2 separate regions of the Homo sapiens genome follow, and region 2 is linked to region 1. A link is an interaction called in ENCODE POLR2A ChIA-PET data of the cell type or tissue named here. Cell type or tissue: Panc1. All regions are shown on one strand. Each heading gives the region's core, and the rest is flanking DNA. Links, peaks and the distances in the headings are about the cores only.

Region 1 (10,765 bases), core at 832-8,831:
GCCCTTTCCAGGAAGCTTTAGAAACTGACCCATCCTTACGGTCAGGATTACATCATTCTCTGTCTTTTCATGAAGAACTGCCCAAGAATTTGTCTTTTGTGTTTTCTCCTCTCCAGGTACAACTAATTAAGATCATTTCCCTCTTTCCTCAGTTTCTCAGTTGGAAAACAGAATCTGTGAACAGTAGCCTTCCTGAAAATTCAAAATCCATGTGATGATAACTAACAGTTTCTTTTCTAGGAAATGAACTGAGTGCATGGAATGTATCTGTTATGGATACAACGCTGTCTTTTCTCATTCTTCTAAGTGGAGAATGTAGTATCCAAGGGTTAAATGGAACTACTTCAACTCTTAAAACCAAAAACATAAAAACTCTGCCAGGAGATTAGGAACTTTGCCCACATAGATCAGATAGAATTTTGCTCGCGATCCCAGGACCCCATTGCCGGCTCTGTTCTCTGAGCTCACCTATGCACACCCAGGGAAGGGGTGGCACATATTCTCCTTACAGTCAGGAGGCCTAGGTTCAAGGCCTGGCTTTGCTTCCTCCTGGCTGCAGGCTGTGGACAAATCGTGTCCCTTCTTCAGGCCTTGGTTTCCTCAGCCACAAAATGCCAGGTAATCCCAGCTACTCAGGAAGCTGAGGCAGGAGAATCGCTTGAACCCGGGAGGTGGAGGTTGCAGTGAGCCAAGATCATGCCACTGCACTCCAGCCTGGGTGACAGAGTGAGACTCTGTCTCAAAAAAAAAAAAAAAAAAAAAAAAAGCCAGGTTGGATTAGGTGATCTCATGTCCTTTCGGTGCTAATATGTTGTGATGGTTAAGTGGACACTAACAACTGCCAATCCTGACTTTACATTGCAGGGACAGTGTTTGAGGGCAGTTACAGAGGATCAGAAGAAACCGGGCAGGAGCTTGACTCTGACATCCAAAAGTAACCCCCGCTTGTAACGATGGACTATGGCATTGGGGATAATTAGCCATCTTCTTAGACCGGCTTGTGTCTAAGCAGCTGCTTGTAGTGGGGCAGCGTAGGCAGGTTTTTAGCCAAGCGCTTCAGTAGATTCTCCCAGTCTGGATAGGGGAGCTTGAGGGGCCTCTAAGCAGAAGTCTGGAGACCATCTCCCAGCTTAGGACGTCAAGATCAAAGCCCAAATGCAGCGTTGCCACTGCTCTTCCTCCACGGTTTGCCCAGAGCTGGTGCTTCCACAAGCCCAGGTTGGGACCAGCTTTCTCCTCTGAGTGAGACTCTGTGGCAGTCCAAGGAAAACCTGTCCATCTGGAGGCTGATTATAGAAGCTTGGCCAGAATTCTCCTCCCCTCCCTTTCACTTCCCAAAGACACAGGCAGCAAGTGCGGCTGCTTCCCAAGGAGCAATGAGGAGGCAGTCCCAAAGGGGTGAAGGCCCAAACCTCATCTGCCCAGGGGGCTGCATTCACGAGGCCTTTCTTACCCAGCTCGGAGCAGGCCTCAGACTGTAACATGATGTTTCAGGTTTACGGTGTGAGACTTTGTCAGTGTGAACCTTGAGCAGTTTGGACTCAAATTGTAGCCTCATCCACTGAGGCATGTTTGTAATTAGGGTCTGGCTTACTCAGGGCTTTCTCTGGAAGTTAACAAGAACTACAGAGTCAGAAAATTCTGCCAGGAGAAAAGTGATGTTTAAAAAATCATCTAGGATGGCCGGGTGTGGTGGCTCATGCTTGTAATCCCAGCACTTTGGGAGGCTGAGGTGGGAGGATCACATTAGCCCAAGAGTTTGAGGCTGCAGTGAGCCATGATCACACCACTGCACTCCAGCTTGGGTGACAGAGTGAGACCCTGTCTCTTAAATAATTAAAATTTAAAAATTAAAAAAAAATTCCCTATGAGAGAAAGTACATGGACTTTGGGGAAGGATCTGAAGTTTAGCCAGGTTGGGACAATTTGGACCGAATCATTTAACTTAACCCTGCTATTTTCCTCAACTGTGCTTAGAAAAGGGGTACAGGACCTGATTTCTGTCCTTAAGAGGTTTATAGTCCAGCTACACCTTAGCCTGGGGGCAGAGTTTCTCAACCTTAGCACTACTGACAACTTAGGCAGGATAATTCTTACAGTGGGGGGTGTCCTGTGTGTTGTAGCATTGGCAGCACCGTTGGTCTCTACCCAGTAGATGCCAGTTGCCCCTCCCCAGTTTTAACAGGCAAAACTGTTTCCAGACATTGCCAACTCTGTGCAGGCAGGAGGGGCAAGTTTTCCCCTGATGGAAAACCACTGCCCCAGGGTTTCTGCGGCCCAGAACTCATTGTTTTCACTGATGTCATAGGAGTCTGGAGTTTTATATCACATGCCCTGGTCTTCATTGTTTTATGGCATGAACATTTCAGTGTGATGATGGTTATCCCTGAAACAGTAAGGCTGAAGTTACTGAGGCAGAACAAACCAACCCAAGAGAGACCTTGTTCCCCATCTTCCTTTAGAATTCAAGTATAGATTCTTTTTTATATGATTGGGTAAGACCAAGAGACGTAGCGTGAGAGAGAACTGTGCACCCTTAGGAGTGTACAAATCCTTTATCAGGGGTGCAGATGCCTCTGAAGTAGCAACTTCTTCAGGATCCCCCCTTTATTCTTTTTCTCTCTCCCTTTTGTATGAGTTTTTCTCTCTTGTATGTTATGTTTCTTGTTGCCTTTAGTTAAAACGTCCACTCTTTATGGAAAAGTGAAAGTCATGTCAGGCACTTTTTTCCATTCTTAAAAAGTGCCTCTTCCATTGGCTGGGTGTGGCTCATGCCTGTAATCCCAGCATTTTGGGAGGCCAAGGCAGGTGGATCACCTGAGGTTGGGAGTTCGAGACCAGCCTGGCCAACATGGTGAAACCCCCTCTCTACTTAAAAAAAAAAAAATCAGCCAGGCATGGTGGTGCATGCCAGTAGTCCCATCTACTGTGGAGGCTGAGGCAGGAGAATCACTTGAACCCAGAAGGCAGAGGTTGCAGTGAGCCAAGATTGCACCAGTGCACTCCAGCCTGGGCGACAGAGTGATACTCCATCTGAAAAAAAAAAAAAAAAAAAAAAAAAAAAAAAGTGCCTCTTCCAAGTGGCAGTTGGAAGATTTGAGCTGAAGGAGAAAGCAAGACTCGTCCTCAAGGTGGGCCCCTGGGAGGGGACACGTCCTCAGGCCAGTTCGGGTTTCAAGTCAGGTGCTCTTAGTGGGAAAGGGGAAAGACGGCAGAGGCAGGGGGACATCACAGGGGCTCAGGCTTAGGGCTTTGGCCTGGTTCTTGGTTCCTTTGAGTTCACCTCCTCCTAGCCAGTGGCACCAACACTGGGCCCAGATGCTGGGTAATGAAGCAAGAGCCCATCAGACAAAAATGCTAACACCATCTAGCCCTGTGCTCAACATGTCAGGGCCATGGAAACTTGAGGGACAAAAGGAAGCCAAGAAGTTTCTATAATCACATCATTAGTGGGCTTGCTCTAAGCAACTGCATGTCACCCACCAGAGCAGCTATGGCACACTCAGACAAGGGTGCCAGGCAGCAAACCGCAAGGGCAAATCTATAGTCCTGCAATTAGGATCTGCTTAAGCCTAGACCTGGGCAATTTTATGAAACCTTAAAAGGAGGGAGAAGGAAATCAGACATGGCTAAGATGGCTAATTATCTAATTTTTTGAGGCTAGAATGCATGTGTTATCATTATTGACCTTGTATTTCTTAAAGTTTCCATTTATAAGTAAAAGCTATTAGCTGAAAGAATATCATCGATTCTCCCAAAGGATCCAAATGATTAGCCAGCATCATTTCCACCTTCAGTCGCTGGTCTGGGTCAGAGGCCGAACAGTCAGGAGCATTGGTCCAAGGTGCTAAGAAGTGAGGTCCTAGTGCCTTTCACACACCACATGTTTCCCGAGCACAGTCCGAGTTATGCGCTATGGGGGACAGAAAACCCCATGGTGGGTGTCATCTTGCTCTTAAACACAGCCCGTGGCACAGGGCAGACTATGTTCAGGAAAGACAATGGGAAAAGGGGCTGGGCAGACGGCTGGACCCACCCTTGGTGATGGGGCCCTAGCCGATCCTTCCACATCATCTCCCCACAGCCCCATCCCTGCCCTCTTAGCCTCAGCCCCCAAAACTGTAGGGCAGATGCTTTCAAGTACACACACTTGATGTCTGGGATGCCCCCTCCCTCCTCCATCTGGAAAATTCTTTCAAGACCCAACTCTAATCACGTCCTCCTGGAAGTCCTCCCCATCCCTCTAAAGGTGACTTAATCTCCCTCAGTGCAGCCAGAACCACGTCTCCATCTCTGTTATGTTACTTGACACACCATAGAGTAATTATTACCACACAGCAAAGACGAATAGAAAAAGAACAATACGTACATATTATACACATACTACAAGCTCCTTAAGGCCAGGGATGACTGACGTGTTACTCATTTTTATGCCTGGCATGGTGCCTGGTGCTCAATATAAGCTTGTTGAAAGAATGTCCCTGACCCATCTCCAGTTCCCTCCCCTCCTCAGTGTCTTCTCTGCAGAATGATTTACACATAAGCCTGGCCAGTTGTCACCTTTTCGTTTTATTGTCTTGTTTTTCTGTGGTCTCCATTTGCTAACAATGTTAAAAATCAACCATTTGTTTAAGAGAGATTAACGATCAGAACTTAGCTGTCAGTTTTGAAGGTCTGGGAGGAAGTTGCCTAGAGATGCTGTTGTGCCTTCTGTAGCTCTGGCTTGATAGGGATCAAAGGCCCCCGTCCCACCACCCATTCTTTCCCCAGGGACAGTGAAGACAGCTTAGAGTGCCAAGCACCAAGTGCCAGCATTGTAACCTGCCCCTGAGGCTCTGGGATTTAGGCCCTTCAGAGCAACGTGCTGTCTGCAGGGGCTGCATTCCTGTAATCTACAGGCAAAGCCCTCAGTCCCATCATAGCTGTATAAAACCAGTTCCCCCATGTAATCTGGTACTATCTTGTTGGCAGATTTCTTTGTAGCAATTCTTGTTTTGGGTTGCATAGCGTTCATAAGGAAAACTCCGCAGTTAAATATGTCCTCTGAAGATGGCTCCACTCTGTGGTGAGGGCATCTTCCTTGTCTTGGCAAAGCATCATCTGAAGATAGCACTGGATTTGCAGTTTCTTGACTCTCTGATTTTTTATTAGGTGTAATAATAAGGGGCTTTTTACCTTCCTAACAGATTTTGTGTATTTAAACTATCAAACCCCTGATAAATCTAAACTCTCTGACCTCTTTTACAAGGCTGGAGACGGCTAAGGATATCGCTACGTAACATGCCATCTATGTAAACAGTGTGTACTTTAAAATAATACTTGAAAAGGATTATAGTCCACAGTCAAACAGAATCGTAAATAGAGCTAGAAAATACTAGACTGTTGTTCCAGGAACCTCCAGATGTGAAAGTGAGGTGCTTGTTCCTCGTGCTGGACTCTTCTGTGTTTATGCTTGAGGCTTCAGAAGACCTCAAAAGCCCTTAACCAGCATCCCTCAGTCCAGCAAGATGCCGGTGGAAGACGCAGCTCCTGGGCCTGCCAGAACAGGTAGCAAGGCCCTTGTGGCAAGCAGCTCACCGACCTTCTCCGGGTGTCTGTACCTTCCTGGGCAAGGTGTGTGACCATCGAGTTCTTCTATATCTGTGTGGTTTCCTTGTGTGTGTCACACTGCCGTCTCTCTGCTCGCCCTGAGTCATACCCGAGCACTTTGTGAACAGGCGGCTCTCCCACGTCCTCATGGTGTGCACCCTCTTACCAGCCAGCCCCAGAGCTCCTTCTGTTGGGCTGCCACTCGATGCCTCTCGTGGGCCACCTCTGTGACCTAGCCTGTCTCCATTTCTACTGTCTGTCCCATTGTTCTTCCGTGGGAATCGCCTCCCTTCTTTCCTATTCAGAAACAAACCATTTCTTTAACCTGAAAGTGAATTTCTCTAGTTCTGCCCCTCCCTGTACCATCTTTGATGCCTGTTCTCTACAGTGCCTAGAGGCTTCGCTCTCACCCAGCCGAGGCTCTGCTGGGAAACAGGCTTTGGCTTCGCACTCAGGTTCTAGTTCTCTGGTTGCCCTGACAGTTCTCCCTGTGTCCCGAAAGTCTCGCTGACTTTCTCTCTCCCATCAGATAACAGATGTTTTGGCATCTGCCTCCAATGGGACTCAAGCCCATTTCTGCAAAGAAGCTGAGCCTCCATGATGGTTGGTGCTGTCTCGATTGGCAGGGACAGCATTCCAACAACACCTTCCTGCCCTGGGCTTCCTGAGGTGGTGGAACTATCGGGTGACACCCTCGCCGGCATTCCTCTTCCTTAACAGCTTATGATGTTGGCTCAGTCAAGCTGCTTCGTTTTTGCTGTATCAAAGTCTTGGCTGAAAAGTATCTGTCCCAGTCTCTGGGCCTTTCTTTGTCTTCATGCCTGTTTGGTCTCATTTCGTTGTTTCCAAGGAGAGTCCATTTAGGCCTTGACAAGTGGTCCTCAAGGAGCAAAGATCCCAGGTCACAGCACTGGGTTCAACTATGCTGTTGCTTACAGGACCTCCAACAGGAACCCCGCGTAATAACCGGGGGAAGCCAGACTCTCCCTCCAGAGAAGCCACCACGCAGGGCATGTGCCCTGAGAAAAGCCCCACCCTTGCTGGGGCCTTGCTCTCCATAGACTTTGCTCAGCTCCCCAAGACCAGGCATGAAGGGTACCCCCACCAGCCACAGACTGGGCTGCTCAGTGGTCTGGGGCCTGTGTGACTCTCAGAATGTTTGAGGTGACTGTGAAAGAGATGACTTTAGAAACCATCCAGCCTGGATGGCTTAGCCAGGTGGTAAGGCTTCCTAGTAATAGTCTTCAGGTGGCGAGAACTGGTTTGGCACCACAAGCATCTGGAGCTTCAGGAACAAAGAACGAGAGTGTATTTCATCAAAGGGTTGGGAAGAAAAACCATGGCTAGGTTTATTATGTTTGTTTTTTTAAGATTCCAGGGACCATGGTCTCTGGTTACATTTAAAAAAGAAACAACCAACCCTAATACCAAGTTCCACTGTGCAGAGGCCACAGGCCCTGCAGGAAACAGAGCTTGTGCTGTACAAACACTGGAAGCTCCCTCCAGGTGGAGACTCATGTCCTCAGTACCTCCCCAAGCCACAGGCTGGTCCTTGTGTTCAGGTTACACGAAGAGGCCTGGGGCAGGGAGTCTGGCCAGTGGAGCCACTCTGCCACTTGGGAGGTCATGAGCAGCTGGTGGTGGTGAGCAGAGTAGGGAGAATAGGCTTCCCTGTCCTTGGGGACAGCTCTTCTCCCTGCCTGCTCTGCTAACCCTCACAGCAGCCCGGTGCCACCTGGGGAAGCCAGACCAGGAACCCCCAGGGCCCAGCCTTGGACCAGGGAGGCTCTGCAGGTTCAATGTGAGATTGCAGAAAAAGACAATCGGAAAAGCACACGGCTGATGGCTCCTGGGGAATCAGCTAGACTTGGGCCATACGACAGGAGAAGGGGCAGTGAGCAAAACCTCACCCTGCAGCCTCAGATCTGGTTCCCCAGGCTGTTAAGGGCCCCAAGGGAGAGTCCTTGGCCCCCTGCTGGCATCTTACACTTGACCAGGGCTCTCCCAGGGCCTCAGCCACCACTGTGGGTTCTATGGGCACAGGATCTTCTGTGTCAGGCTGGGTGGCCACCATCTGTACAACTGTGGCTCCCAGTGTGAGTTAGAACAAATACCCCTTCTTCCTCCAAGACACACACACATGCTAGAAGTTTCCATTGAGATGAGAAAACCACCAGACAGAAGGGTACCTGTAAATCTACACTTTCTTTAGACAAAGGACCTGATTAGGAGAATGGGGAATGGCTGTGGGAACCTTGGAAAAAACAGGCTGAGGGTTTTCAGGGGAGACTTCATGACTGGGATCCTCTGCTCACTCAAGACAATGGATTCTCATGTGATTTTCCCCCCAGGAGGTGGCTAGTAGGCTGACTGTGAGACTTAGGTAGCTGGGCACGGGTTCAGCCACACTGAGGACTTCTCTCTCACCTTATTTATCCTCAACAGTAACTTGCTGGTTGAAGCCGTAATACCCTGGTTCCATGGAGCAGAGAAGTGGGGCTGATGTGGTGAAGGCGTTTGTCCAGGAGGGACAAAGCAAAAATAGAACCAAACCATGATGACAAGCTGATGGGCTGGGGGAGAAGTCTGGTGATGGATTCCTTGCTTAGGAAGTGAGGCAGGTACCAGGGACATGGACAGGAGCCTGCCCAAGCAGGCTTTGATCCCTACCTTTCTTCATCTTTCCTCTTTGGCCATGTTGTATTAAAAACTGAAATCTTGGCTGGGCGCCGTGGCTCACACCTGTAATCCCCATAGTTTGGGAGGCCGAGGCAGGTGGATCACTTGAGATCAGGAGTTCGAGACCAGCCTGGTCAACATGGCAAAACCCCATCTCTACTAAAAATACAAAAATTAGCCAAGCGTTGTGGTGCACGCCTGCAGTCCCAGCTGCTCGGGAGGCTGAGGCATGAGAATTGCTTGAACCCAGGAGGTGGAGGTTGCAGTGAGCCAAGATTGTGCCACTGCACTCCAGCATGTGTGACAGAGCGAGACTCTGTCTCAAAAAAAACACAAACAAACAAACAAACAAAAACTCAAGTGAAGTCTTGCCCTAGCCAGGAAACTGTTGTGATAAAGGAGCATCGGGGCCGGGCGCAGGGGCTCACGCCTATAATCCCAACACTTTGGAAGGCCAAGGCAGGTGGATAATGAGGTCAGGAGTTCAAGACCAGCCTGGCCAAGATGGTGAAACCCTGTCTCTACTAAAAATCCAAAAATTAGCTGGGTGTGGTGGCAGGTGCTTGTAATCCCAGCTACTTGGGAGACTGAGGCAGAGAATTGCTTGAACCCAGGAGGCGGAGGTTGAAGTGAGCCAAGATCGCACCACTGCATTCCAGCCTGGGCGGCAGAGCGAGATTCCATCTCAAAAAAAAAAAAAAAAGGAGCATCGGAAGGAGGGATTGCAGTATGAATTCCCTAGATGGGCAATTTCCTGTACTTCATCAGGCAATCCCTGAGCCAAGGGTGGACATCCCTAGAGGTCTGTCAGCCTAAGACCAAACAAATGGTAGAGCGTCTCTCAACACGCTGCTCAAATCCAGTGTGGTTTGACTCTAGAGTAACCTCGTCTTTTCCTCTCCCCTTTTAAGTGCAAGTCTGTACTGCGGCAGGACTGAGTCTGGGTATGTGGCTGGGCAGCCAGCCGTGCATGCTGCAGCTGGGTGATCACTGTGATTCTTGGTGTGATCCAAGCCCGTCCTCTCTGCTTCTCTGTACTATTGCTCTGGCTCCTGGCCCTCTCCTTGCTATGGGTCTTACCCTCAAGTCGCTCTGTGATTCAAAGATGAACTGCCAATCAAATGTTCCTCTAATGAAAGATCCAATCACTCTACAGCATGTGTGTATTCAAAGAACCTATCTAAGACTTTCTTTTGGTCATGGTGGGAGGCTGTTGCTGAAAACATACCAGAGCCCATTGTGGAGGTCAGCTGACAGGCCGCATGACCTTGGCAATGGACTACTGGTCATCTGGGACTGCTTAGGACTGTGCAATGGAACTTGGGGGCAAAACTGATGGAGACAGCCAATGGGCCTTAAATCCAGCAGGCAAAGACAGAGTAAGTTCTTATTTGTGTAGCCCAGGGCTTATCAAAGTGTGGTTCTTGGACCACGTGCATCAGTATCAGCTGTAAGTATTTGGCAAAATGCAGATTCCCGGGCCCTGCACCAAACAGATTGACTTTGAATCTCTGGGGGTTGGGCTAAAAAAAAAAAAAAAACCCTACATTTTAAACAAGCTCTTCAGATGACCCTTGTGTAAGTTTGAGAGCATCTGCTGGAAAACCACTAGAATTTGCAAACGGCCACCTCAAAATACTCCAGCCAGTCCCACTAAGCCAAAGACCAGAATCTGAGAACAGGGATGGGGAAATTATTCCTTTCTGTGGATGATTATGCAGCTGGGCCATGATTTCACACCCGGGGGCCATGGGCTAAGATGGAGGGGAAGGAAGGAATGTAATGTGTGCCCTCTACCTCTTCACCAGGCATCATCCTCTCACTGGCCCTGGCTGGCATTCTTGGCATCTGTATTGTGGTGGTGGTGTCCATTTGGCTTTTCAGAAGGAAGAGGTGAGCTGGTTTGGGTCCAAAATGGGAATGGACAGCTATGTGTCCATGATGATTAGTCTGCCTGGGAAGGCAGCTTTGTGGCATGAAGAGCCGCAGTCACCTGGACCACCACTTACCCTAGGAGGGCCGTCCCCAAAGCACCCGTGCCCTGGCCTCCTTTGCATGAGACGCACATGTGACCCTGGTCGTTCAAAGGGTTCAGGGGTCACTGTGCTCAGATTTGGAAGCGTGTGTGCCTTGCTTGCTGCTATTGCATGGCCTTGGACGAGTCTCTTGACTTGGGGCTTGTGCCTGAAGTTAAGCAGCCAGGCTGTCTTCTTATCAAGATCTTTACATATGCTTTTTGGTCTATGAATTCAAAAAGAAAGATGAAGGAAAACCTGATCTCTCACTCACATTAACTCTTCATGCCCTTTGTCCATGTTTTTATTGTGACATTTGGCTTTTCCTAAAACCTAATTTATTTGGGGGGGGTATGAAAAATAAAAAGGTTTCTGGGAACCCTGTTATGGAATCAGAGGTTTGAAGAGGGGGGTGACAACGAGACCTCTTTCAAAATATAGGTCTACTACTGTTAGGTGTGAAAGAGAACAGTTGGAAAACG
Region 2 (10,765 bases), core at 1,252-9,251, 210 kb before region 1:
TAAATTCTTAATAACTGAAGCAGTGTAAAATCTTTTACCATTAAGCACAATGTTATAGTTTGGTAGGATTGTCTTTTGCTTTTATTATTAAATTGTGCAAGATATGTGGGAGTGCACAGCTGGGTAAACATGTCATTTCTAGCATTACCCAAAAGCGTATCACCAATCTAGTTTGTATCAACAGAATGAGTCAGTTCAAGTGATTTTTCTATGATTTTTCTATGCAACAATGTAGCATTGTAATTGTTTATTTGAACATTTTATGCAGATACCATGAGTTATGGTGACCTATGTAAATCATAATTGGCAATTAAATTAAAATACTTATTTTAATTATTTTATAATTAAATTTTTTTAGCTTAAAAATTAAAAATAGAAAAATTTTTACTTTCAAATGCAGGTATACTGCTGAGAAAGAATCAAATGAAAAGAAAAAAGACTCAACAAGGTATGTCACAAATTTCACAAAGAATGGCAATTGCGATTTGCTGCAGCAGAGCAAAGTTAAAAAGCTGCTGGGTAAAAAAAGAGTTTTAAGATAATAAACAACAGTTAAGAGACATTTTCAGCAAATGCATTTCAATTTAATATGAACTGGCTTCAGTCAAAAAATAATTGATAAAATTAGTCACAATCAGTGAAATCAGAATTAAATGTAAAACAAAAACATTCCTGAAGATTTTACAGAACTTGAGCTTGTAAGTGGCCAGCTATAAAACAGCTTGGATTATTTTTTTCTTTATTTTTTAAAAATACAGCCAGGGTATTCTGTTTCCCAGCCTGGTCTCAAATTCCTGGCCTCAAGCGATCCTCCCACCTCAGCCTCCCAAAGTGCTGAGATTACAGGTGTGAGCCACCGCGCCTGACTAGTTCAGATTCTTGTTCAATGTAGAAAACAATTTTAAGGTGATGAGATGAAAAATTAAATTATTTCAGTTAAGGAAATTATATTTTTAAATTATGAGGAAAAAAGTTAAAAAGATATTTTACGGAAAGTGAAAAATCTTTGAGACACCAAGCAACTGTCAGTGAATAAAAGTCCCTTCTAACAATATTAAAGACCAATTAAGTCAGCATTTGAAAAGTTACAAGTATTTTTAGCTTTAGATGAATTTTAGAAGAGATAATGCCTAATTAATACTATGGGTATATTTGTCTCAAATGACCTTCAAATTTACAGAGAAATGTCTTCATCTATTTGCAGCCTTAAATTTAAAAACTGATCTTATGTTGTAGATATTTTTGAATTCTCTACATCTGTAACTCTCAGCTAGATATAAAAAAGTCAGTTTCCAGCAAGACAGTGTTCCAACATCAGTATTTGTTGGATTTATTTCTCTTATTTTTTCTGCTGTGGGAAACACAATGCAAATATTTGTGCCCTAAGGCAGACTGTATCATGGAAGCAGCTATTAAAATTGTTCAGGCCGGGCATGGTGGCTTATCCCTGTAATCCCAGCACTTTGGGAGGCCGAGCTGGGTGGATCACAAGGTAAAGAGATCAAGACCATTCTGGCCAACATGGTGAAACCCTCTCTCTTCTAAAAATACAAAAATTAGCTTGGCGTGGTGGCACACGCCTGTAGTTCCAGCTACTCAGGAGGCTGAGGCAGGAGAATCGCTTGAACCAAGGAGGCGGAGGTTGCAGTGAGCTGAGATCATGCCACTGCACTCCAGTGCACTCCAGCCTGGCAAAAGAGCTAGACTACGTCTCAAAAAGACCCAAAAATTGTTCAGTACATATGCACAAATGCTCTAAATCATCACCAGTTTATGGAACTGTTAAAAGAAATAGAAGACAGTGAATTTAATGACCACATTATTAGCTAATGTTGGTTGCTTGAGTCAAGGAAGAGTTTTGCAAAGATTTACAATTCTGTTAACTCTAATTCAGATTTTCTCAAAACAAAAGAAATGCTTGCCAATATTCGACAATCAAAGAGTAAACCAGGAATAGATTTTTAGAAATCTCAGTGTGATTTACATTGTTACCCCTATATCACAATGCATATCAATTAGCTAGATTTGAAGATCCAAGGAGAGAAAAAGCTTATTCATGACCTAGCTAGACAGGTATAACAATTTACGTTAAAATTGAAGATTTTTATAATACAAATCAATGATCGTACACATTTTTCAACATGAATTAACATGCAGCAGCCCAGCACTGTGTAAAGTGGCTGCAAAACCTATGAAAAAAAATACAACAAACGCTTTGTTGATTTGGATAAACTTAGAGTTGATTTTCGATTTATATGATGCCCCTCTGAATTTGACGTTGATAATAAGAAGTTTTCACAAGTGTTAGTGGACTTATTAACCTGCATGGATATTTTGACAGTGCTGCACTTCTTCTGAGTCAAATCAATTATTCTTAAAAGAGTAATTTTTCTCAATACAGATACAAATACTGGAGAAAAACTGTTTGGTACTCCATTTATTGGAAAACAATGTTTAAAACAGTGTGAATCTACTTTTTTAACTGCAATTTTTATGAATCTAAATACAGATCAAATATTTTTTATCAAAACTTCACGAGTTGAGATGTACTTAAAATTGTAAAATACACAATGGATTTCAAGGATTTCATATAAAAAAGTGCAAACTATCTCTAATAATTTTACATTGATTACATGTTGACACAGTATTTCTGATATACTGGGTTAAAAAAATGTACAATCAAAAGTAATTTCACCTGTTTCTTTTTGCTTTTTTAATATGGCTACTAAAATATTTTAAATTACATATGTGACTTGAATTATTTCTCTTTTATATAACACTGCTAATGTAGGGAATCTAAGATACTACCTGCTCCAAAATTCTATAATACTAGCATAAAGAGATAATAAATTAACTTTATTGAACTATAAGAACTCAATTTTATAGTCGGGCGTGGTGGCATGTGTCTGTAATCCCAGCTACTCAGGAGGTTGAGGCATGAGAATTGCCTGAACCCGGGAGACAGAGGTTGCAGTGAGCAGAGATCATGCCACTCCACTAGGCAATAAAGTCAGACTCTTGTCTCAAAAAAAGAAAGAAAAAAGAACTCAATTTTAGGCCAGCCTGGGCAACATAGCAAGACTCCATCTTTATGAAAATTAAAAAATAAAAAATTCCCTGGGCAAGGTGGCTCACGCCTATAATCCCAGCACTTTGGGAGGCCAAGGTGGGTGGATCACCTGAGGTCAGGAGTTCGCGATCAGCCTGACCAACATGGTGAAACCCTGTCTCTACTAAAAAAATACAAAAATTAGCCAGGAGTTGTAGCGTGTGCCTGTAATCCCAGCTACTCGGGAAGCTGAGGCAGGAGAATCGCTTGAACCTAGGAGGCGGAGGCTGCAGTAAGCTGAGATCGTGCTACTGCACTCCAGCCTGGGCAACAGAGTGAGACTCTGTCCCCCCCCAAAAAAAACAAAGCAAAAATAAAATAATAAATAAATAAATAGCCAAGCATGATGGTGTGCACCTGTAATGCCTCCCAGCTCCTTGGGAGGCTGAGGTGGGAAGATCACTTGAACTCAGGAGTTGGAGGCTGCAGTGAGCTGTGATCACATCACTACACTCCAGCTGGGTGACAGAGACCCTGTCTCTAAGATTTTTTTTTAGTTTTTTGTAACTATATTTATTTTTTTGAGACAGGGTCTCATTCTGTCACCCAGGCTGGATTGCAGTGGCCCCATCTCAGCTCACTGCAACCTCCGTCTCCCTGGCTCAAGTGATCCTCCCACCTCAGCCTCCCAAGTAGTTGGGACTGCAGGCACGCTACCATGCTTGGCTAATTGTTTAACTCTGCTTCCCAAAGTGCTGGGCTTACAGGCATGAGCCACTATATGCCTCTCTCTATGCCTCTCTCTCTCTCTCTCTCTCTCTCTCTCTATGCCTCTCTCTCTCTCTCTCCCTCCCTCCCTCTCTCTCTCTCTCTCTCTATGCCTCTCTCTATGCCTCTCTCTCTCTCTCTCTCTCTCTCTCTCTCTCTCTCTCCCTCCCTCCCTCCCTCCCTCTCTCTCTCTCTCTCTCTCTATTGAGACAGGGTCTTGCTCTGCAGCAATGCTATCACAGATCACAGCTCACTGCAGCCTTGACCTCCTGGACTCAAGCGATCCTCCTGCCTCAGCCTACCAAGTAGCTGTGACTACACGCATGAGCGACCATGCCTGGCTATTTTTTTTTACTTTTGTAGTGGCAGGGTCTCACTATGTTGCCCTGGCTGGTCTCAAATTCCTGAGCTCAAGCAATCCTCCCACCTCAGCCTTCCAAAATGCTAGGATTACAAGACTGAGCCACTATGCCCGGCCATAACTCAATTTTATTTTGGCTGGATTTGTTTTTCACTGGTTTAAAAATTTTTTTTTTAGGTTTTTACAACTATCTCTATTTCTCAAGAGCCAATTCTAGGTGTTCCTATAGTCAGTCACTAAGAGGGACATTTATTTCAAGAATGTAACTTTCGTTTTTCTACTGTTTGAATTTCATATTATACAAGTTGTATATATTACTATGATTGTTGTTACCGCTATTCTTTAAGGAAAACAGCTGCTTCCACAGGTCAAAACTTCTAAGGTGAGAGTGCCTGTCAACGTGGCAGAGGATTAGTAAATGTTAGTTTCCTTCCTCTGTGTAACTAGCCTCACAGCACATTCCTCTCTAGCTACCTAGATTCCCCTGGTTTGATTTCTTTTTCCTCTGTGGTCAGAGGTCAAAAGAAAATAAGTAGCAAAGGTGGCAAATAAATGAAAATGTAAATGTTACCGGGTTGCTTTAGTCTTCAGATGAGACACAGCTTTCAAACTGGAAATTGTCCCACTAATATTGGTGTTTAAAAAGGCAAACAGATTGGCTGGACGCGGTGGCTCACGCCTGTAATCCCATCACTTTGGGAGTCCAAGGTGGGCAGATCACGAGGTCAGGAGACTGAGACCATCCTGGCTAACATGGTGAAACCCCGTCTCTACTAAAAATACCCCCCACCCAAAAAATTAGCCGGGCATGGTGGCGGGCACCTGTAGTCCCAGCTACTCGGGAGGCTGAGGCAGGAGAATGGCGTGAACCCGGGAGGTGGAGCTTGCAGTGAGCTGAGATCAGGCCACTGCATTCCAGCCTGGGCGACAGAGCAAGACTCCATCTCACAAAAAATAAAATAAAATAAAATAAAGGCAAACAGATGGATTTAAAAGTTCTAAAAATCTTTTCTTGATTCGCTACAGTTGTATTGAAGCTTTTTGGTCAGAATTATGCATACCTCAGACACTGGGAAAAAAATTTAGTCACTCTTCTTAATTTTCCCTTCAAGAAGATTATGCCAGAATAAGTGGTACAAAAAAGTACGTAACTCATAGGTTGTGTTTCAAAAACGTGTAGATTGGTCCTCTGAAGCCTAGAATGCATATCCTGCTTTGAAATAAATGTTACAAAACACAGTTAAACGTTCTAGGTAGAAATACATGTTTCCCAAAATGTAGCTGAAATCCATAGTATTTGAAAAAGCTCGATTTCTCCTTTCTTATTTATATACTACTGGCACTGAGAAACTGACAGGAGAGGCCTAGGCAGGATTCAGATAATCTGACTGGCCTCTAGGAGAGGAGGTCCAGGCTCAGCATCTTCATATACACAGGACTTCATGTAATAAACAGAAGTCAGGAACTACCTACATTATATGACCAAGTTTTAGGCTATAAAATTTATACCTAAGCAAGTTTTTACTTACTGATTTTAAATGACTCTTCAAGAAAAGATGAGCTCTACTGTTTTTTTTTTTTTTTTTTTTTTTTTGAGACAAGGTCTGGCTCTGTCACCCAGGCTGGAGTGCAATGGCGTGATCTCAACTCACTGTAACCTCCGTCTCCTGGGCTCAAGCCATACTCCTACCTCAGCCTCCCGAGTAGCTGAGACTACAGACACGTGCCACCATGCCCAGCTAGTTTTTGTATTTTTAGTAGAGATGGGTTTTCGCCATGTTGCTCAGGCTAGTCTCGAACTCTTGGGCTCAAAGCCATCCGCCCGCCTTAGCCTCCCAATGTGCTGGGATTACAGTTGTGAGCTACCGTGCCTGGCCTAAAGATAAGCTCTACTTCTGACGGACTTTTTGTCAGATAAGGACTATATTTAATAGAAAGAAAGCAGTATTTACGAAAAAGTAAGTACACTGAACATTAAAAAAAAACAAAATACTTGAAAATTGTACTAGGGTACATATTAGAGATGTTAGATAAGGAAATAGGATATAAAAAAGGAAGGTAAGAAGAATATTGGTGTCTTTACTTCTAAGACAGACAAGTAACATTATCATCTTGGGTATGTAAAGATTAGTCTCAAATCCAAATTCATTGAGCCAAATGTGATCATAAAGTAGTTTTAAACTCATTTAAGCCAACAGCTAATAAACTCCTAATTAAATGTACAGTATAGTATAATATGCATACTGATGTTAGACAGGATATATACAACTGATTTTACTACCGTGCACTGAAAAAAGATACATCAAGTAGCAGGTAAATTTTCATAAGAAACACAAGCTACTTATTTCTATTATATAATTAAGGAGGTAAACAATGAATAAAATCAGCTTGAAAATTATTTCAAATTCTGTTGACACTAATAAACAACAAAAATGAAACTGCTCAATTTTCTCATTACACTTATACTTTATATATGCCTTTTTAGATTTTGATTTATTTCTAACTTCTAGTATTTAACCTTGCCTAAAACCTTGCTACTTTTCTTTCTATACACTCTCAAAAACTCATCTTTTTTCTCTTCATTTCAAAGAACATTCTTTTCTATACTTTGGTTATTTCCTTTGGTACATCTTTTTCCCTTTTCCCTGAGAAACTTTCAATTCCATAGCTATCTGTAACTGAACTAAGTATAGTATTTGATGGTCCCCACAATGTCAGCCTTGCTTAGATATTCTTATCTCCTACCCCTTCCCTCCCAATCTTCCCTTTCACTTCAGTGTTACCTGCTCTAGTTTTAGAGTTAAGCTTTCATCCCATATACCATGAACTCTCTTACCCCTCGGTATTTTCCATTTCGCACTATTCACTTATTTAATGGCAAAACAATATTCCTCATTCGGTCATCTCCATCTTTACATTCTTCCCCCATTCTCCAAAAATGAAAACACACAGCATGGCTCAATCGTTTTCTTGTCCTAAAATTTAATGTAGGTTTACTTCCTTTAAAAAATTCTAACTTTAGAAACACTCGTTTCCTTCCTGTTTTTGCCCTGCACTACTTGCCCCCTCTAATTCTAAAAGACAAAACACTAGTCTACTAAAGTCAAAACAATAACTTTGGATTGAAATCCAGCTACTTCCCCTTTCACTAGTTTTGGTTAATAAAGTTACTTTCTTTCTACCAGACCTCACTCATATTAACTGGACTCTACAAGCAGTGAGCATCCAGACCTGCATTTGGTTACAAAAGAAGCCTTCAAGCTATTTTCATCAGCTTCCTAATCAAGTTAAAAAATAAACCACAAAACTGAGTATCCACTACCCTCTCTATATATATTCTATATATATATGTATATATTTGTATTAATAAATTATATATACAATTAAATCTAAATTATATATTACAAAAAAGAATAATTTTTAAAGAATGAGCTAGAGATGAAATAAACTATATTAAATGTCTTGCTATTCACAATATCTTCATACTATTATTAAACTAATTTCCTTTTTTTTTTTTTTTAAAGACAGTGTCTCCCTGTGTTGCCCAGGCTGGTCTCGAACTCCTGGGCTCAAGAGATCCTCCTGTCTCAGCCTCCCAAAGTGCTAGGATTATAGGTGTGAGCCACCATGCCTGGCCATAATTTCTCAAAGTACAATATACCATAAGGTAAAGGTTTGACATTAATGACAGTGAATATAGATTCATACTTCCTATCATCTTCATGTTAATTTTTAAACATTTTGTCCAACTTATCAGGTCTTATTAGTCTGTGTTTTTATTAGATAGCCAATAATTTTATCCTGTAATATGTTTGATGAGCACAGAGTAGGAAAATGTATCCATTTGCCCTTTTCTTGTGTTTACATCATCGTCACTATCTTGCAGAATTTAAAACCTTTTAGAACATGTGTCCATGTGGCTACACATATTATATGGGACGAATAAATCCATATAACTAAGCAGATATAGAATGCAAAATGCTCAAAGTAAACAGAATGAGGACACCACAGGTGAAACTGATTTAGGAGTCTGTGTGTAACTCATGGCACACAATCATCAAATCTACAGACCTCTGGCAGCAGGTGTTAAATATTTGACAAAGGTTTCTTTTCTCCTCCCAAATAAAAAGGTACAGTGTTCTAAACGCTCTTCCCATACTGCCAGTACATTATTTTGGAGACCACTGCACTAAAAACTAGGTCCCTAGCACATAGTAGCTTCTCAAAAAATGTTACTTATTGAGTAAAATGTGTCTTTTTTTTTTAATGTTGTTCACAATATGTTTGAGGACCATCATGTAAACCACGATCTGTCCCAAGTAAACATTTTGAAGACAAAAACTGAGGGAGAAAAGGACTACTTTTTATAATATCAAGTTTTCTTCATAAGGGTCATTACCTTCACTCTGTACCTTTCTTTAACACATTTATTCCTAGGTGTAACCAATAGTTTTGTCATTCTGTTGAATATTTTTGCTTGGTCATTTCCATTTTCAACTGATGACTACTAATAAAGAGAAAGCTATTAGTTTGTGTACATTTCTCACACATCAGCTTTCCAAAGTGTCTTACATTTAATCCTCATTGCTGTTTTCTACTAGAGTCCCCCTGGGCTTTCCAGCTATTCTATTGTATCATTTCAAAGTAGAAATAATTTTTTGTTTCCAATATTTATGCCAATTATTTGACTTTCTGTCTACTGTCTTACTGCAATGGCTAGAACTACCAAAACAATGCTTAATAATAGTGACAATCATGTAAATGATGACAGGAAGTATTAGTCTCGTTTCTGATATAATGGAAATGGCTTTGGCATTTCATCATTTAGTATATGATGTTTGCTTTCTGGTTTTTGGCAAACTAGAAGAGCTTAAGTTTCTGTTTATTTCAATGTTATTAGTTTTTTAAAACGAGAAATGGCTATTTATAAATGTATATTTTGCTTCCAATGGGACAATAATTTGAGGTTTCCTTTAATAATGAATATGTTCATAGAACTCAGGTGAAATTAACTCTACTTGGTAATTATATAATTTTTCTTTTTGATAGCTTACTGGGTTAGATTTGCTTTAAGTTATAGTTATTTCCAACTACAGTATTTTATTTAGTAAAATTGGCTTATTTTGTTTTTGGAGTTTCTGTTAGATTTCTATCTTAAGGTTTTGAAAGTTTATAACATTAATATACTTAATGTTAAATTTTAATAGTTTGAGGCTGCACTGTCCAATAGTAGCTAGCAGTCACATGGTGCTATTTAAATATTAATTAAAATAAAAAACACTTAATTCTTCACACTAGCCACATTCAATTGCTCAATTGCTACCATACTGAATAACATATATGTCATACCCAAGACAGAGAAAAATCTCTACCTCTTTCTCAGCTTTAAAATTCTAAGTTTTTTTCAATTCCTGTTGTTAGTGCTATTGAAGTTACTCAAGTCATGACTTCCACATCATGTCCTTGAAGAACTAAGAAAATATTCCCAAAGCAAACCATTCTTCACTCATCTGAAACAAGGAGGAATAATCATACAAATAAAACATTTTTTATGCAACAGTAAAGAAACAAGTCCTTTAATTTACTGGCAACAAAGCTATCTTTATACAGTAAGCCATGCATAACACTAATACCAAAAATAAATAAATAAATAAAACCTCTTATGCAACAAACACCCCTGACACATGACAGATCCTTCATTAAGTTTCACCAGCTCCTTTTCATTCACTTCTAAGACATTTTGATATTTACGGGCAAATTTGACATCTGGTTTTATTATAAATGACAGTAATACTGAAAAGAAAAAGCAAGCTGATATTCTAGTGACTTCACCTATTTCAAACTGAGAAAGGTTAAAATCTAAAAGAATTTGCTTAGGAAGCAAGAGCATTTTTAAATTCTCTTACTAAACTCTGATGTATTGCCATCAAATAAGCCAATTATGGAAAATTAGAAGAATACCTGCAGAGCAAACCCATATCCTTTGTTAAAAGCAGACAAGTACCAGCTTATCTTAAGGAAGAGCCTTTTATGTTTTAAGATTATCTCTATTAGAAAGTTTCTTCTTAAACTTCAAAATATTGTTTTTAAATAAACAAAACTCTCCCTGTTGTCTAATTTTTTACATTGAAAATTTGCGTCCAAATCGTTTATAAGAACATCAACAAAATATTTTCCTTTTTTAAAATTTTTAATCACAACTGCTGTAGGAAATGATTCATTATCTATTTAAACTCACAAATAAAGCTTTATGTTCATTTTAATTAAAATTGCCATTTATTACAAGTGTTTAAAATCTGAAATTCAAGCCTCTTTTCTAGACAACTGATTCATATTTCACAATATTTCTTCATTTGAAAGGATGCTTTAAAACATTACCTGCCCTGAAGGAATATACTTTTAATATTCCTTTCATAATTCTTCATTCTCAAAAATTCAGCTATTATTGATAAGGATATCGAAGTTGACAAGACTATGTCAGATGTCAAAAATTATTGGTTCAGTATTTTAAATCTATTAAATACAAAGGTCTACCTCCATAAAAAAACCAAAGTTCCTAATTTTAATCTTTGTTTCTTCTCAATCAC

Evidence for each region. Peaks named below come from ENCODE experiments on the same cell type or tissue, not always from the same donor. Only the 100,000 strongest peaks of a DNase experiment are listed, where the experiment ranks them.
Region 2: POLR2A ChIA-PET joins it to region 1 with 11 read pairs; 3 of 35 experiments call an interaction of 5 or more read pairs at or near these places.

What each region holds. Positions count from the first base shown.
Region 1 is chr15:63,326,545-63,337,309 of GRCh38, reverse strand. It overlaps CA12 (carbonic anhydrase 12), which reads left to right. Exons shown (of 11, transcript NM_001218.5): 9 at 9,180-9,212; 10 at 10,077-10,161. The region is part of intron 1 of LOC124903506 (a long non-coding RNA gene); the gene reads right to left. Among named protein-coding and RNA genes, the nearest start is that of CA12, 50 kb to the left of the region's middle. In Panc1, for the core only: no CTCF peak of the experiment used is centred there; a DNase peak (open chromatin) is centred at 4,439.
Region 2 is chr15:63,540,978-63,551,742 of GRCh38, reverse strand. All of the region lies in intron 3 of USP3 (ubiquitin specific peptidase 3), which reads right to left. Among named protein-coding and RNA genes, the nearest start is that of USP3, 42 kb to the right of the region's middle. In Panc1, for the core only: no CTCF peak of the experiment used is centred there; no DNase peak of the experiment used is centred there.